2 separate regions of the Homo sapiens genome follow, and region 2 is linked to region 1. A link is a contact called in ENCODE Hi-C or POLR2A ChIA-PET data. All regions are on one chromosome and are shown on one strand. The core of a region is the stretch at or near the end of the contact, and the rest is flanking DNA. Distances in the headings are between cores, read along the strand shown. Region 1 holds the start of LINC00303 (long intergenic non-protein coding RNA 303). Region 2 overlaps SOX13 (SRY-box transcription factor 13).

Region 1 (4,480 bases), core at 1,221-3,720:
TGCTTGAGCCTGGGAGGCAGAGGCTACAGTGAGCCGAGACTGTGCCATTGCACTGCAGCCTGGGCAGTAAGAGTGGAAACTCTGTCTCAAAAAAAAAAAAAAGGAAAAGAAAAAGAAAAGAAAAAAGAAAGAAAGCAGATGGGAGTCAGGAGAGCCAGTTTTGGGTAAGAAAAGAGCACCGAACTAGAAGACAGAAGGCCACTTCCCTGCCCCATGCCTCAGTTTCCTCATCTGTAAAATGGATTCTGTCACCTCTACTATTCCTTCTGGCTCTAATAGGCCATGATTCTAAAGGGGTTGCTTAGGAATGTAGGGGCAAACATGGTGGAGGAGATGTGGAAATCCCATTAGGGACCTTCTAGCTACCTCTATCTGAAGACAAAGACCAGGGAAGACATCCCAGGCAAATGAATTGCGACCACAAAACTCCTTTAGGGAAACCAGTGGGCCCTGCCAAACTGAGCAGGAGTTTTTAACCTGTGTGCCATGAATCCTTTACAGGTTTTGATCATTGTGTCAAATTGATCTTTGCCACTGCTGTGGATACACGTATATTTCAGTGATTTCTTTTGCACAGAAGGGGGACATGGGCAAGTTGTGTGAGATGACACACAGTGGGCACCACTTGCCGTTGGGTAGAGGCAAGAGGCATTGCTGAACAGGCTCAACTTGGCCAAGGATGGTGTCTGATATGAACTGGATGTGTGTCCTTGCTCAAATCTCATATTGAAATGTAATCCCCAGTGCTGGAGGTGGGGCCTGGTGGGTGGCGATTGGATCATGGGAGTGGTTTCTCATGGTTTAACATCATCCTCCTGGTACCGTCATCACCATAGTAAGTTCTCTTGAGATCTGGTTGTTTGAAAGTGTGTGGCACCTCCCTGCTCTCTCTCTTCCTCCTGCTGTGGCCATGTGGAGCTCCTTGCTCCCACTTTGGCTTCCGCCACTATTGGAAACATTCTGAGGCCTCCCCAGAAGCAGAAGCCATGATGCTTCCTATACAGCCTGCAGAATCATGAGCCAATTAAACCTCTCTTCTTTGGCCGGGCGCGGTGGCTCACGCCTGTAATCCCAGCACTTTGGGAGGCCAAGGCGGGCAGATCACGAGGTCAGGAGATCGAGACCATCCTGGCCAACATAGTGAAACCCCATCTCTACTAAAAATACAAAAATTAGCTGGGCGTGGTGGCACGCGCCTGTAATCCCAGCTACCTGGGAGGCGGAGGCAGGAGAATCCCTTGAACCAGGGAGTTGGAGGTTGCAGTGAGCTGAGATCGCGCCACAGCACTCTAGCCTGGCGACAAAGTGAGACTCTGTCTCAAAATAAATAAATAAATAAATAAACCTCTCTTCTTCATAAATTACCCCAATCTCAAGTTTGTTTGTTTGTTTTTTAATAGCAGTGTGAGAATGGACTAATACAGTGTCAGAGAGAGGAACAACTCTACCCCACTGGTGACATATCCACACCAGTGAGAGCTGATGGCCAATGCTTTCATGGAGTCTGTGTATGGAGACTGTAGGGGTGAGTTGATGGCTCTGCTGGCTTGTTCAGTGTTGTTCTGAGTTCTTTTAGTCTCTTCAAGGATATTGCCAACACCTGTAATATTTGTAACATTACAAATATTAAATATTTATATTTATATTTATATTAAATCTTTATAAATAAATATTTAGGGCAGGCATGGTGGCTTACACCTGTAATCCCAGCACCTTGGGAGGCCGAGGCCAGCGGATCACGAGGTCAGGAGTTCGAGACCAGCCTGGCCAATATGGTGAAACCCCGTCTCTACTAAAAATACAAAAATTAGCCAGGTGTGGTGGCGGGCACCTGTAGTCCCAGCTACTCGGGAGGCTGAGGCAAAAGACTCTCTTTAACCTGGGAGGTGGAGGTTGCAGTGAGCCAAGATCGTGGCACTGCACTCCAGCCTGGGCAACAGAGCAAGATTCCATCTCGAAATAATAAATAAATAAATATGTAAATATTTAAAAATACAACATCTGTAATAAATGTACCATGAGCACTGTGGAGAACTCTGGGTACAAGGGATTCCCATGTTCCTTGCCTTACTGGTCAGTGAATTAGGCCTCTCGGGTCTCACTCCATTTTCTTCCTGTGCCTGAAGCACTTGTCTGTTTCAGCTGCCTTCTCTCCCCTGCTCTGGTTCTCTGCCCTCACCCCATACCCAACCCACACAGATGTACCAAGGGGGAACCTGCCATATCCTCTACCCCCACCCCATGCCCACAGACAATCCTGTCCTGAAGGCCATCCCCTGGCTTAATTATTTGCAGACCTTCCTTCTCTTTTGGGTCTCCCAAAGTCCAAGACTTATACATCAACCAGGTGCAAACAAACAAGCAAACAAGCAAAAAACAAGAAATGAAAGTCCAAGACTCTTCAGATAATTAAACCTGGAGGGAGAGGAAGGGCGAGGCCCACCCCCTGGGCTTTTGGAATCGGGCGGAGTGATTAGGTCATAATTGATCTTTATTGTTGCAGCTGAAGATTATTTATCCCACTCCCAGAGGAGCATGTGTCACCCGCCTGCCCCACCCCCAGCTTTCTGAAGCTGAACCGCCTGCACCCAAGTGGAACAGGGGGACTGGGGGTGGTGGCTGGGCTGTTTACTCATTCTCCCTCCTTGGGGGCCTCTGGCAGCTGCCCCTCCCTGACACGTCACATGGATTTTTCTCACTCTTCTCTTCACTGCCACGGGGCATCTCAGCCCTCCTGGGGACCTGGGCCAGGGACCAAAGCCCAGGCCAAAGACAGCGTCCTTAACAGCAGCCTCGGTTCACGAGTTCCTAAGAACTTTCCCAGGCATGCCCTGGAAAGGAAACAGGGGCGGGAGGAATGAGGTTCCCTAAAAATACATTGAGATTTCCCAGTGGAGGGATGAGTGGGAGGTGGAAGACAGGACTGTGAGTTACATGGGACATTCAGCTCCACTCTGTCCCCAAGGTGCAGAGGGGCCTGCTGGAAAAAACCTCCCTGAAAAAGAACGGGAAAGAGAAGAAGTTCTACTACCCACAGATAAATCTCCAAGGGCTGCCCTGGGCCATGTAGATTAATTCTATTATGATTTGTGATAATAATTCGTTTTATTTTTGTAGAGTCCTTTAAAACATTTTTTACTGATTTCATGTTGCTTGTCAGCATGACCTCATTTGTCCTGGTCTATGAGGCAGGGCAGAGATGAGCCCGATTTCATAAACAAGAGAAGTAAGAACGAGCACAGCTAAGGGACTTGCCAAGTCCGAGTCAGAACCCGAGTTCCCTGACTCTCCCCCTTAGATCAGTTATGCAGTTTAACTGTGACAAAATGGGGGTCTCCTCTGGGGGGCTGTGACTTTCACTTGCTGGGTTGAAATCCCCTAGTAGGACTGTCTGGAGACACACAGCCTCCCCTGGTGAGGGGATTCCAGGTCTCCCACCTCTCTTAGGCAGCAGGTCCTTCCTGGGACTGCCACGCCACCTTGCTCTAGAAAGCAGAGCGGTGCCGTCCTCAGAATGACGGACTAACCATGGCCAACACGGCTGCTCACCTGCTGTGTCCCAGATCTGTGCCAAGGATTTACACCAATTATCTCACTTGGTCCTCCAGGAACCCTGGGTAGTGGGCACTCTGACCACTCTTATTTTTCAGGTGAGGCAGTAGGAACAGAGAAGTGAATATGCCCTATGTATTATTCTGTTCTCATGCTGCTAATACCCAAGACTGGGTAATTTATAAAGAAAAAGAAGTTTAATAGACTCACAGTTCCACATGGCTGGGGAAGCTTCACAATCATGGTGGAAGTTGAAAGAGGACAAAGGCACATCTTATAGGGTGGCAGGCAAGACAGAGCATGTGCAGGGGAACTCCCCTTTAGGAAACCATCAGATCTTGTGAGAGATTTATTCACTATCATGAGAACAGCACAGGAAAAACCCATCCCCATGATTCAATTACCTCCCATTGGGTCCTTCCCATGACACGTGAGAACTATGGGAACTACAGTTTGAGATTCGGGTGGGGACACAGCCAAACTATATTACCCTAGGTTACACAGCTAGCAAGAGGCAAGGGCCAAGATTTGAGACCAGGACTGCCTGAGCTCCAGAGCAATGTCTTTAACTGTGAAAGACGGGCTATGCCGCATGTAGAAATCTCCTAGGAGGGGGGAAGCACAACTGTCAAAAATAATACCATAGACTAGGTGCCTTAAACAGCAGACATTTATTCCTCGCAGCTCTGGAGGCTGGGAAGTCCAAGATGAAGGAGCCAGTAGATTTGGTTTCTGGTGAGGGCCTACTTCCTGGCTTGCAGATAGAAGCTGTGCCTCCTTGCTGTGTCCTCACATCATGGAGGAGAGAGGGAGAAAGGGCTCTAGTCTCTGGCTCTTCTTTTATTTGTTTATTTTTTTTGAGACAGAGTCTCGCTCTCTCACCCAGGCTGGAGTACAATGGCACAATCCCAGCTCACTACAACCTCCA
Region 2 (4,480 bases), core at 610-3,109, 63 kb after region 1:
GGTCCATGTGACAAAGTCCTTTTTCCATTAGCCACACCAGGATGCCTCCCAGCAATGCTGGGTCATCACACCCACCCACCTGCCTCCGGAAGAGCTGGGCTGGCTGGGGAGGAGAATAGGGTGTGAGTCCTTCTCCCCCTTGCCCTGGGGGCAGGGAGGGAGAGGGACTCCTTCCTGCTTTAGGGCTCTTTCTCCTTACCTCCTTCCCTGAACATATATTCTGTACCAGATTCTGTAATTATACCTTATCTCTTACTCACAAAATAGTTCTTGGAATCTCTATTTTACACATGAAGAAATGGGGGTTTTGAGAGGTGAAGTCTTTCCCCCAACTTGCCAGAGCTGCCTGGGTTTCTTTTGACTAAGTTTTCCTTGGCTATGACTCAAGTCAGAAACAACTGCAATCCTGTAAGAGGTGAAGACAGTGGCCATTCTATCTCTGCTGGACCAGAGCCTGTTATTTTGCACCGAGGAGAGTGGCCAGGGCATCAGCTGATAAATGAAAGGATGTGGATTTAGACATCAGCGAGGCCTGAGTTCAAATGCTACTTCTGCTGGGCCCTCAGTAGGACGTTCTAGCCCCCGAGCCTTAGTCTTTGTAGTGTTCTTGTGAGGATTAAGCAGGAATGTGAATGAAGAGCCTTTCACTTAGTGCTTGCAGCCAAGTAAGTGCTGTAGCATTGCATGCTTGCTTTTTGCCTCCCATTCCTTTGGTCAGTATTCAGGGCTATCCCCCAAGGGGCCTTTGACATGGCCAGTCAGCCTCAGCTGCACAATTTCTGCATCTCCCAGCCCTAGGCTGGGCACTGTCCCTGCAGGAAGCCAGATGTGCTCACCTGTCCAGGACACAGGCTTGGCCTTGCCATTGGGAAACAAGGATGAGGCCTACCCCTGCCTTCTAGCACTGTTGGGGTGCAGGAGAACCTGGAGACAGGCTTGGGTTCTAGAGGCAGGAAGGCCTCCAGAGAAGGGCCTCCTAGAGACACTGTTGACCTCTTCTCGGTTTGGGACCTTCTGGAGGCACACATCACACTGGGAGCCTCAATGGCGCTTTCAAGCAGTCCCATCTGTCTCTTTCTCGACCCACTCACTGGGTTGGGAGAAGACTCAGGTGCCTCTGAGGCCTGAGGACCAGGTGGGAACATCACAGCTACAGTCTCTCCCTGGCCACTGTTTTCCTTTGTGCCCTTGGGCCAGGGTCAGCTGAGTCCCGGCAGCCACAGAAGCTCAGGCTGGACTGTGATTCTGTACCTGAGGTGCTGTGGGGAAGTGCCTCTTCTCCCATGCTTGGGAGTTGACCCAGCCTCTGTCTGATGTTGGCCACTCTACCAGGTGAATGCCACCCTGACCAGCCTGGAAACAGCCGAGGGAGTGTTGGCTGTGGCCCCCCTGAGCTGGGCTAGACCAGACCGGCCGTGCCCTGGATCTGATACCCCCCAGGGCTCACAGAGGCTGGAAAGGGTGAGAGGGACTCGCAGGAAAGCTTTGTCCCAAGCCTGCAGCCAGTCCAGCTCCCAGCTCTGAGTAAACATTAGAGATAGGATCGGGTGTAGCCAGGAAGGGTGGCAGGGTGTGGTCTGTGAGAAGAATGGCAGGATGTGGCACCGGGGCACTGTTCTGGGCACCCACGCCTTGGCCTATTGTTTAGGGCAGCCTGAGGTTCTCAGCTCTCTGGGGGCTTTCAGAGGAAGTGGCATTCCCCTGGGACTCAAGCCCTGCCCCACCCCTGCTGCATGGATCTCTTTCCCTGGTGATGCCCCTTGGCACCACCCACTCAGAGCAAGCTTGGGAGTGGGAGCCAGCAGTGGAGGGGGATTAGTGTGTGCCCAGCGGGGAAGTGTAGCCATTGGCCCTCTCAGAGGGTCTGCCTGTCTGTTCAGGCTTCCTGTACCCCAGGGTCTGAGTCACCCGTCATGCTACGATGACTGGAATTTATCTCTATCTTTATCTTCATCTAGATATTTTTTGTAGGGTGGGGGAAGGCTGTCGTTGTGGAGGGAGGAAGGACTGACAGTAAAAACTCCTTTGATTCCAATCCAACAGGGTCAGTTGTTGACTGGTTAGAAGAGGAAGTGGCTGGTGATTTGTTTTGGGCAGAAAGGGGCTAGGTTTGTGTGCGCCTGTGGGTTGGTGGGGTTCAGAGGGGCCGTGACAGGGCTGGTTGTGGGGAGGAGAGAGGAAGAGGATCGGCACCTGCAGCGGGCTTTGTCATATAAGCGCCATGCTTTGAGCCACTGTCCCTCCATGGAGGCGGGTGCCTCTCTATACCTTGTCTCAGGTGCTGGATTTGGGGGCCTCGGGGCCTGGTAGGCACAAGCTGAGACTCAAGGCTCTGCATGTCAAGGGCGAAGATGGCTGGAGCCCTCTCCTTAGAGGTCTTCACTTCTTAAGGATGCTCACTTGGGTGAGATAAGACCACAGAGGAAGAAGAATGGAAGAGGGATTGTGAGGTGGGTTCCTGAGAAGGAAGGGAGGGCAGAGCAGAGATGCCGCTTAGCGCCCCAGCTGGCTGAAGGCCTCTGACTCTGTATAATCTCTTTTTTTTTTGAGACAGAGTCTCCCTCAGTCACCCAGGCTGGAGTGCAGCAGTGCAATCTTGGCTCACTGCAACCTCCGCCTCCTGGGTTTGAGCGATTCTCCTGCCTCAGCCTCCTGAGTAGCTGGGATTACAGGTATGCACCACCATGCCTGGCTAATTTTTGTATTTTTAGTGGAGATGGGGTTTTACCATGTTGGCCAGGCTGGTCTTGAACCCCTGACCTCAGGTGATCAACCCGCCTCAGCCTCCCAAAGTGCTGGGATTACAGATATGAGTCCGGCCATTCTATACAGTCTTGAAGCAGTGCTGCCCCAAAAGCTGCGTGAACTCAACATCTCCTGACCTCAGTTTCTCTGTTTATAAAATGTGTTGAGGTTGGGCAAGAGAGGAAACTGGGCACGCAGGAGCACTTCCATCCAAGCGAGGGGCTGACGGGCTACCCTGTGGACTTGTGGCCTCTGACCAGTACCAAGGCATCAGACTAGGGTGGAAACTGAGGGAGCCCAGTAACTCCTGTATCCTGTGGACCCAGCGTTCTTTGGCTTCTGGGCATTTTGGGACAGTGGAGTTTGAGGTTACTGACCTTAAAACCTCCTGCGGAGCCACATGGAAAATGACTGAAGCAAGGAGCATGCTGTGTAACAAAGGAGTAAAGGAACTTGAGGGATTATTTTAGTTTCTGGAAAGTCTAAAGGGAGACTTAAGGGAGGACTCCAACGGGGTCTTTAAATCCAAAAAGTATGGAAAGTGTTTCTTATCCGACCCAAGGTAAAAAGAAAAGGAAATGGAATCGCTTTGCTGCTGGGGGTATTTAGGTAACTCATAGGAAGAGCTTAGACCCAAGGAAGAGGCAGCAGAGGATAATTGGGTGTGGGAGAAAAACCTGAGAGAGCAGGAGCTGTCTAATAGTCCTAACAGTATCCATCACCTGTTAAGCATCCAGACCTGCTTTGTGCTGTGCTGCTGAACTCTGTCACTCTCTTGTCATTCTAAGAATATTTATCGAGCACTTACTGTGTTTCAGGCACTGTGCTAGGCTCTGGAGCTACAGTGATGAGCAGAAACAGGTATATTTTTGGCTACTGGGTGACTCCAAAATAAATTTTTTTTTTTTTTTTTTGAGAAGGAGTTTTCGCTGTTGTTGCCCAGGCTGGAGTGCAGAGGCGTGATCTCAACTGACTGCAACTTCCACTTCCCAGGTTCAAGCAATTCTCCTGCCTCAGCCTCCCAAGTAGCTGGGATTACACACCTGACTAATTTTGTGTTTTTACTGGAGTCAGGGTTTCACCATGTTGGTCAAGCTGGTCTCAAACTCCTGACCTCAGGCGATCTGCCCACCTTGGCTTCCCAAAGTGCTGGGATTACAGCCGTGAGCCATCGCGCCCAGCGACTCCAAAATAAATTAAGCGTGTAAAGGTATCATTACCAATTGTGATAAATACTTTTAAGGTCAAGTTCAAAGTGCCATGAGAATGTAAAATAGGCACTCTGATAGGGTCTGGTGTTGTTAACAGGAGATTCACCTCTTGATGTTGAGTTTCTTATTCCTATTTTACTGAGGAGGAAATGGGCTCAGAGAAGTTAAGTTACTTGCCCAAGGTTGCACAGCAATGATTGGTCAGAGTTGGGATTCAAATGTACCCAAGTCTGTCTGACCCTAGAGGCTTTTCTCTCAACCACTTGACTCTCAGAGCATCCTGGACTGCGCACAACTTACAGAATAGATATTCACCCTGTATTATCTGATCTTCATGGACACCAGTGAGACATGGGTTATTGTACCCATTGTATGGATGAGGAGACAGGCTAAGGGAGGTTAATTAATTTGACTAGGTTCATACAAGTCAGCCTGTGGCAGGGCAGGAATTTAAACCCAGGTTGTTGGATTCAAACCCTGCGGGTCTTCCAAGTTGTCCCCTGACTCCCTCCAGGACCCTTGTT

The links. Hi-C counts contacts between places; a loop is a spot of excess contacts on that map. ChIA-PET counts read pairs that join two places held with the same protein, here RNA polymerase II (POLR2A). Pooled maps may share reads with other maps.
Region 2: a loop to region 1 is called in a pooled map, with 4 times the contacts of the local background. The contact joins the enhancer-like site here to the promoter of LINC00303 in region 1. A Hi-C loop is called at or near these places in 5 of 168 maps with a recorded cell type or tissue (HCT116, PC-9, astrocyte of the cerebellum and 2 more) and 1 of 50 pooled maps. POLR2A ChIA-PET finds 5 or more read pairs at or near these places in 2 of 52 experiments (OCI-LY7 and Panc1).

The regions. Positions count from the first base shown.
Region 1 is chr1:204,038,795-204,043,274 of GRCh38, forward strand. LINC00303 (long intergenic non-protein coding RNA 303) reads right to left here and starts at 2,471. Exons shown (of 6, transcript NR_027902.2): 1 at 2,298-2,471; 2 at 1,471-1,600.
Region 2 is chr1:204,102,877-204,107,356 of GRCh38, forward strand. The region is part of intron 1 of SOX13 (SRY-box transcription factor 13); the gene reads left to right. Among named protein-coding and RNA genes, the nearest start is that of SOX13, 32 kb to the left of the region's middle. RefSeq lists an enhancer at 4,330-4,480. Within about 2 kb of position 1,860, at least 16 of the 41 ENCODE cell types and tissues checked have a DNase peak (open chromatin) inside an H3K27ac peak, as active enhancers do; they include PC-9 and heart right ventricle, where a contact is called at or near this core.